Linked DNA regions of Homo sapiens: region 2 is linked to region 1. Evidence: chromatin loops called from intact Hi-C (ENCODE). Cell type or tissue: heart left ventricle. All regions are shown on one strand. Each heading gives the region's core, and the rest is flanking DNA. Links, peaks and the distances in the headings are about the cores only.

The links. A loop is a pair of places that touch in the nucleus more often than their neighbours do. Peaks named below come from ENCODE experiments on the same cell type or tissue, not always from the same donor. Only the 100,000 strongest peaks of a DNase experiment are listed, where the experiment ranks them.
Region 2: a loop joins it to region 1, with 6 times the contacts of the local background. A loop is called at or near these places in 4 of 110 quality-filtered maps.

The regions. Positions count from the first base shown.
Region 1 is chr5:179,655,192-179,659,583 of GRCh38, reverse strand. It overlaps LOC105377763 (a long non-coding RNA gene), which reads right to left and starts at 1,822. Exons shown (of 3, transcript NR_134260.1): 1 at 1,487-1,822; 2 at 1,103-1,277. In heart left ventricle, for the core only: no CTCF peak of the experiment used is centred there; a DNase peak (open chromatin) is centred at 1,811; H3K4me3 peaks cover 1,082 bases.
Region 2 is chr5:179,725,522-179,729,913 of GRCh38, reverse strand. CANX (calnexin) reads right to left here. Exons shown (of 15, transcript NM_001746.4): 14 at 3,155-3,234; 15 at 1-1,323. The coding sequence ends at 1,270. Among named protein-coding and RNA genes, the nearest start is that of MAML1, 5.1 kb to the left of the region's middle. In heart left ventricle, for the core only: no CTCF peak of the experiment used is centred there; no DNase peak of the experiment used is centred there.

The DNA of each region.
Region 1 (4,392 bases), core at 157-4,156:
CTCTCCAGCCTGGGCAACAAGAGTGAAACCCTGGCCAAAAAAAAAAAAAAAAAAAAAACCGCAATGAAAAGCCTTGAGTATAAGGTAGGGTGCTCAATCTTCCTCCTAATCACAGAAATGTAAAATAAAAATTAAAAATAAACTAAGAGCCATCCTGGCCAACATGGTGAAACCCCATCTCTACTAAAAATACAAAAATTAAGGCCAGGCACGGTGGCTCATGCCCGTAATCCCAGCACTTTGGGAGGCCGAGGCCGGTGGATCACGAGGTCAAGAGATCGAGGCTATCCTGGCCAACATGGTGAAACCCTGTCTCTACTAAAAATACAAAAAATTATCTGGGCGTGGACCTGTAGTCCCAACTACTCGGGAGGCTGAGGCAGGAGAATCACTTGAACCCGGGAGGCAGAGGTTGCAGTGAGCCGAGATTGCGCCACTGCACTCCTGCCTGGGCGACAGAGCAAGACCCTGTCTCAAAAACAAACAAAGAGGCCGGGGGCGATGGCTCATGTCTGTAATCCCAGCACTTTGGGAGGCCGAGGCAGGTGGATCACAAGGTCAGGAGTTCAAGACCAGCCTGGCCAACATGGTGAAATCCCGTCTCTACTAAAAATACAAAAATTGGCCAGTTGTGGTGGTGCATGCCTGTAATACCCAGCTTCTTGGGAGGCTGAGACAGGAGAATCGCTTGAACCCGGGAGGCAGAGGTTGCAGTGAGCACCGCACTTCAGCCTGGGAGATGAGAATCCGCCTCAAAAAAAAAAAAAAAAAAAAAAAAAAAGGAGATCTCTGCTCTCTTGACGGATTAGCAAAAACCCAAGAGTTTGCAACATCCACTGCCAGCAAGGCTGGGGGAGGGCACTCACATAAATGCTGAAGAAAATGCACGATGGAGCAATTCCTACGGGGAGCAAAACTGCGTGTGCCTTCACCCTCTGATCAGGCAATTCCACTTCACGGAATGTATCTCAAACACGCACCGATTTCCCTCTGTCATAAATAGCCCTGACATAAGGCGCTTGGTAGTCACTGTGGTGCTTTCCTCAGGGTCCCCTCCCACAGGCGGCTACTGAGGTCATTTTATCAGGCCCCCTGGGCTCACCTTTTGTTCCATCCCGCACAGGTGAGCCGTCTGGGCAGGCTTTGGCCAGCTTCGCGCAGGTGCCACTGCACAGACTCTCCCTTCAGAGCAGCGCTGGAGGACGGGGTCAGGAGTCAGTGCACAAATCCCTCCTGTCCTTGGGGCCGGGCAGCCACCGCGGCGGGGAGACCCCTCGCTAAGGAGGAGTGTTGGTGTTGCCTCTACTCGCCGGGTCGCCCAGGGCCCTTCACTTCCGAATCAACTCCCCACAGCCGCTGCTTTCAGGGGAAGCCAAGCCAAGTCACATACGGCACGCGCACTGGATCAAAATAATACACGCCTCGACATGCGCCAGACGGTATGTCTAGTATTTAAAGAGCAGGGCTGAAAATGAAAGGTCCTTACCCGGCTTCCTTGCGATTTTCCCACTGCTTCCCCGCGCCAGGGCCGCCTCCTCCGCGGTGCGCGGGAGTTCGGGGAGCGCGCGCCCCCTGCCGGCCGGCCGGAGCGCGGGGCGGGTTTCGCGCCCTCCGTGACCTGGTAGAGCTTGGAATTGCTTCGCTTGTTCTCGCCCGAGGCTACTTTGAGGTTCTAAGTGACTCCCCGTTCCCCGGGTGCCTCGCCGTCGAGAAGCCCAAAGCTTCTCCATCTCCAGCGCTGGATGAGGCTCCCCTAGTTTTCCTTCTGCCCAGATACCCTGTGCTCTCACACAGGTCGTGCTCATGGCGGGGAACCGGGACTGCCGTTGTACGTGGCCTGGAGCTCACTTCCGCTCTCCCCCTCGCTGGACCTCTGACCGCAGGTCTCTGAGTCTGTTTCTTGGAGATTTGGGATAGCTGGGAGGCCCCATGAGAGCGAGACGGTGAAGCTACCAGCAATGGGGTCTGGTTCTGATGTAGCCATTGACCCCAGCTTGCACAGCTGAGCTTGCACATTCCTCCTCTCCTCCCCAGCCCCTGCCCCCGCTCCCAGCTGTGGCTGCCCCATGTCCTCTCCAGACCACCCCGCACAGCTGTGGCTGCCCCATGTCCTCTCCAGACCACCCCGCACAGCTGTGGCTGCCCTCCCAGCCTCCCTCTCACACCGCTCTGTGTGACTTTGTCCTGTGCTTGCTCCTGACACATGGACTTCGCTTTATCTTTCTTTTTTTTTTTTTAATTTTAATTAAAAAAAAAATTTTTTTTTTTGAGACAGAGTTTCTCTTTTGTTGCCCAGGCTGGAGTGCAATGGCGCACTTTCGGCTCACAGCAACCTCTTCCTCCTGGGTTCAAGCGATTCTCCTGCCTCAGCCTCCCGAGTAGCTGGGATTACAGGCATGTACCACATGCCCGGCTAATTTTGTATTTTTAGTAGAGACAGGGGTTCTCCATGTTGATCAGGCTGGTCTCGAACTCCTGACCTCAGGTGAACCGCCCACCTCAGCCTCCCAAACTGCTGGGATTGCAGGCATGAGCCACCGCGCCCGGCCTCAATTTATCTTTTATACTTGCCCAGGGCCAAAGGGAAGTCTTACATTAGTCAAACTCACCAGATTCAGTAAAAACTCAACCCTAAAATAATTATTTGAGACCGTGCAGTGGCTCACGCCTATAAGCCCAACAATTTGGAAGGCTCAGAGGTAGGCTTACTTGAGCCCAGGACCTCAAGACCAGCCCAGGGGGCCAGGCGCCGTGGCTCACGCCTGTAATCCCAGCACTCTGGGAGGCCCAGGTGGGTGGATCATGTGGTCAAGAGATCGAGACCATCCTGGCCGACATGGGGAAACCCCGTCTTTACTAAAAATACAAAAATTAGTGTGATGGCGCCCGCCTATAGTCCCAGCTACTTGGGAGGCTGAGGCAGGAGAATTGCCTGAACCCGGGAGGTGGAGGTTGCAGTGAGCCGAAATCGTGCCACTGACTCCAGCCTGGCGACAGAGTGAAACTCTTGTCAAAAAAAGAAGAAGAAGAAAAAAAAAGAAACCCAGAAAACAAAACGAGTCTTCGTCTCTACAAAAAATTAAAAAATACTTAAAAAATAATTACTTGGGTGTGGTGGCACCTGCCTGTGGTCCCAGCCAGCTGGGAAGTTGAGATGGGAGGATAGCTTGGGCCCAGGAGTTGGAGGCTCCAGTGAACTGTGATTGTGCCACTGGACTCCAGCCTGCGTGACACAGCAAGATTCCACTTCTAAAAAATAATTATAATCTGTCAAATTTCGGGACAGATAATCTTGGCCTCCCAGCCCAAGATTTGATTTGATTTCATTTTATTTTAGAGACGGAGTCTCGCTTTGTCGCCCAGGCTGGAGTACAATGGCACAGTCTCAGCTTACTGTAAACTCCACCTCACGCGTTCAAGCTATTCTTCTGCCTCAGCCTCTTGAGTAGCTGGGATTACAGGCGCGTGCCACCATACTCAGCTAATTTTTGTATTTTTAATAGAGATGGGGTTTCACCATGTTGGTCAGGCTGGTCTCGAACTCTTGACCTCGTGATCCGCCCACCTAGGCCTCCCAAAGTGCTGGGATTACAGGGGTGAACCATCCCGCCTGGCCAAGTTTTTATTTTAACAACTACTGTGTGTGAGAGAAGGGGGTGGGCTAGAGTAGGGTAATATGTACACGCTATGGCTGAAACAGAAAAATGGTAACTTTATTTTCTACTTCCCAGCATGCCCTGCTCTGAGCCCTCATTCCTAGTGAAGGTGGAAACAGAGCAAACTTGCTCTTGTATGGATTTAATTTAGTCTTTTTTTGTAATTACTCAGCCTTTCAGGTTGCTTTCTTCTCCGCTGCTCATTCTGTAGCAGACACTGGGTTGCCTACATAATCCCTTTTCCCCATTCTTTGCCAAGACCTCTGACTTTCTTTGGGATCCACCCTTGGAGAAGGTGCCTCTTGTCCTGGTTCAGGGACATATCCTGACGTGTCTAAGCCAATCACTGTAATGCCATTTCTCTCACCTCGGTTGGCTGGGGTGTGCATGAGACCAATTTCTGACCATGAAAACTCATGGATGTCTGCCATGGGGTCCATTCTTGAAAAGAAACACAAGTGGCCGGGCGCAGTGGCTCACGCCTGTAATCCCAGCACTTTGGGAGGCCGAGGCAGGCGCATCACGAGTTCAGGAGATCGAGACCATCCTGGCTAACACGGTGAAACCCCGTCTCTACTAAAAATCCAAAAAAAAATTAGCCAGGCGTGGTGGCGGGCGTCTGTAGTCCCAGCTACTCGAGAGGCTGAGTTGGGAGAATGGCGTCAACCCGGGAGGCGGAGCTTGCAGTGAGCACAGATCCTGCCACTGCACTCCAGCCTGGGGAACACACGGAGCA
Region 2 (4,392 bases), core at 1-4,000, 70 kb before region 1:
GAAGGCTTAAAATATATAGCAGCTACAAAAAAAATCAGATAACTCATGCTTCATGTCACTCCTCCCACAAATACTTCTAGTCTGTTCAACTGCAGTCAATTCTGTATTGGTTTGCCTGTGAATTAGACTTCTCAAGTCTTTACACAGAGTAAAAGAAATGGATAAAAATCAAAGTATTTTTCTGTACTTTGTATCAATGTATTCTATTCTGTACTTTGACCCTGGAAAGGTATGGGTCTGCTTAAAAGAAAGAAGAAACATACACGTAATCACAATAAAGCTTAACATTATGCAGGGCTTATAATCATTTTCAGCAACGGACTGCAAGCTGCACTGTGAAGAAAATGCATAGCAGAGGAGAAAGCTGGGGATCTGAGGAAATAGGTAAGGAAAACAGTGTCAACACACAGTGGAAGAAGTGATGAAGACATCTATTCCGGAGCTCACGTGCCATGCCCTGCTAGCATTCCTTAACAAGCCACCTGCTCCAGAAGGCCACAGCCTGACCCTCCCAAGTGGAATATAAATGCCCAAGTGCCACATGAAGCCACCTCCTCCACTACCTAAAAAGCTGTCTGGGAACTGAGCTACAGAACACACACACTTTCTGGTCTAACAAACATCAAGTGAAAGAATTTTTTCTTATATATCTATTTTTAATACAACTTAAACGCAACTTTTATATGAATTTGGGCTTCTATTCAGTCCCTCTCCTCAATTTCCTTAGGAGGAACTCAATAATGGAAGCAAACAAAACAAGATTCTAACCACAAATGACTGCACTTTAAACGTAATTATCAATTTTGAGGGACAGAGGTGTGAATGTTTTACAATACCAAACTTTAAAAAAAATCTATTATAAAAACTGCAACTCATCTCCCTAACATTTTTAAATGGTGGTATTATGTTTGCACAAACAGATTAATACATTAAATTAAGCCAAGATCTTAAAGACTGGCAAAGTTCTATCATTCTATTTTAAAAACAAAGATGTTAAAAAAAAAAAAGTTAGTTTGCTTCATGTTACATTTCACAACCATTATGTTAAATGTTTTCTTTTCTACAGAAACAGGGTCCTTTATATCACAACTGCAAGTATTTACTGCTAGATGTTTAAAGTTACACAGACTAGTGTTCAACTGGAGCCTGCTGATGGTGATGTCTTGAAGTTTTCTGAATGTCAACCTAAGGTGTGCCAGGTCCTCTCCTAGGACCACTCTTGCAGGGGAGGAGGGAGAAGAAATCACAGATCAAGCTCTTAAGATTGTTTCACTCTCTTCGTGGCTTTCTGTTTCTTGGTGATCTGTTCAAAATTTCATCCTCCTATTGATTGAAAAGAAATTCATTATAATTAGCACATTTAAAAAATAATAAAAGTTCACCATATTTTCAAGATCAGCCAGACTGAGGGTAACTTATTTGAGGAAAAAAATGAGGAAAATGATGAGAAGAAAATGCACCAAGAAGAATGGTTGTCTCAGAGGTGGTGGAATTATGCCTACTCTAATTCAGTTTAGTCTTTATTGTTTTCTATAAACATACACTTTTCTCAATCTAACCCATAAACATTTTCTTAAAAAAGGATCAGACACTGTGATTTCTTAATCTTGCTTAATCCCAAACAATCTACTGGCCTATGGCACACTAGCCCCATTCTGAGGATAAGAAACCAAGGATTCATGAAGATGGAAGGCTATCCAAGTAGACTGACTCCAAGGCTGCTGCTCTGTACTCTATCACAAGTTGCTAAGATTGTAAATTACCCTATGAAAATATTCCCTTTTTTTAAATGCACCAGCAACTTTTTAACGTGTGAGGGAGTTTGGGGGAAACATGGTCTCTACTTTTAAGAATTGCATTCTAGTTAAGACAGAACATATCCATGGAAAATATACAAAAGATACAGATAGCAATGATCTTTATTAATAGGAAGGCAGAGTTGTAGCTGAAAGTAAAACCTGAGGAGAGCTTTCCGGGAGAGACCAGATTTAGACACAGAGGTGCTGGGTAAAGGACTTTAGTAAGCAATGGTACATACAGACAGTGACTGTTCCCTTTCTCTCATACTCTATATATCCAATCTACCACAAAACCAAGATCCAGATCTCCAACTAGTTCTCATACCCTCTGTTCCTCTCCTGTCACCCTTTGTGGGGCCACCGTATCTTTCCTAGATGATTACAGGGACCTCCTAACTGGTCGCCCTGATTCTCCCTGGTATATAGGAAACACAGCAGACACAGTCATCATCCTGTGACACCTGTGTCCAGTAGCCTGTGATGGCTGCCCGCTTCACTAGGAGGGAAAGCCAAGTCCACACAACAGCCTGTCTAACCTGGAGCCTTCTCCACCCTTCTTTTCTCCACTCTCTCTGTCCACTCACCATACTGGCCTTGTAGACAACCACTTTAGGCCTCAATACTGGCTGTTCTCTGTGCCTGGAATGCTCTTCCCACTTACATCCCCATGGAAAAGTTCTCTACCTCTTTCAAGTGTTTGGTTCGATGTCATCTTTCGAGTAAGGTTTTAACATGGTGACCCGCCTACCTCTAGCACTTTTAGTATCTTTTCCTGTTTTAATTATTCATCGTTTCTTACTTCCTAATACGCTGTGTTGTTTACTTCCTTAAAATGTTTACTGCTCATTGCCTGTTTCCCCCAAGTAGAATTTAAGCTCCCTAAAGGCAGAGTATCTTTGTCTGTCTTACTCACTGACAATGCCTGGCACAAAATGGGCACTCAACAAATGTCAGTTAAATGAATGAATGAACCCATCTATGGACAACGGGGACAAAAAGTTTAGAACACAGTGATTTGTATAAGAAATACTTTTCAGGGCACAGTGAGGAGAGGCAAATAGACTGTTAATGACCCGAAGTTTCCTTCTTAGCAAGCATTTTATTTTCCCCCTATAACCTTCTGCTTATTTCAGAAAATGATTTTCAGCTAAAAAGATACTTCTGAGATTAATATGTAGCTTAAAATTATCAAACAAAACACTGACCTGTATCACAAAGAATCCCACTTCAACAAAATTGGCTTTAACAGAATTTTTACTGCCATAAGCCACTGTAAACTACCCTATTAAAATATTCCCTTTACATAAATGTACCTTCAGCTTGGTAAAACAAAATGTGTGACCCCTTTCCTTTACCTCTGCTTTAGGTTTTCTGTCTTCCTCCTCTTGACTGACAGTGCCACCATCTTCTTCAGCATCACTTTTCTGTTTCTCTTCTAAGACAGAAGTTAAACAACTGAGCAAAACCTTATTATTTTTGGTGATTATATATTAGCATTAGAACACATCTCTAGATCTACAATTTTTTTTTTTTTTTTTGGAGACAGAGTCTTGCTCTGTCGCCCAGGCTGGAGTGCAGTGGCGCGATCTCGGCTCACTGCAAACTCCGCCTCCCGGGTTCACGCCATTCTCCTGCCTCAGTGTTCTGAATAGCTGGGACTACAGGCGCCTGCCACCATGCCCGGCTAACTTTTTTTATTTTTAGTAGAGACGGGGTTTCACCGTGTTAGCCAGGATGGTCTCGATCTCCTGACCTCATGATCTCCTCGGTGGCCTCCCAAAGTGCTGGGATTACAGGCGTGAGCCATCGCGCCCGGCCACTATTTTTTTTGAGATCGACTTTGCTTGTCACCCAGGTTGGAGTGCAATGGCATGATCTCGGCTCACTGCAACCTCTGCCTCCAGGTTCAAGTGGATCTCCTACCTCAGCCTCCGGAGTAGCCGGGATTACAGGTGCCCACCACCACGCCTGGCTAATTTTTGTATTTTTAGTGAAACGGGGTTTCACCATGTTGGCGAGGCTGATCTCGAACTCCTGACCTCAGGTGATCCACCCACCTTGGCCTCCCAAAGTGCTGGGATTATAGGCGTGAGCCACCTTGCTCGGCCAACAATTTTTTTTTTTTTTTGAGACTCAGTCTCGCTCTGTCGCCAGGCTGGAGTGCAGTGGCGCAATCTCGGCTCACTGCAACCTCTGCCTTCCGGGTTCAAGTGATTCTCCTGCTTCAGCCTCCCGAATAGGTGGGACTACAGGCGCCCGCCACCATGCCTGGCTAACTTTTTTATTTTAAGTAGAGACGGGGCTTCACTGTGTTGGCCAGGATGGTCTTGATCTCTTGACCTCGTGATCCACCCACCTCGGCCTCCCAAAGTGCTGGGATTACAGGCGTGAGCCACCATGCCTGGCCAACAATTTTTTTTTTTTTTTTTTTTTTGAGACAGAGTCTTGCTCTGTCACCCAGGCTGGAGTGCAGTGGCCCAATCTCGGCTCACTGTAAGCTCTGCCTTCCCAGGTTCACGCCATTCTCCTGCCTCAGCCTCCTGAGTAGCTGGGACTACAGGCACCTGCCACCATGCCCGGCTAATTTTTGTAT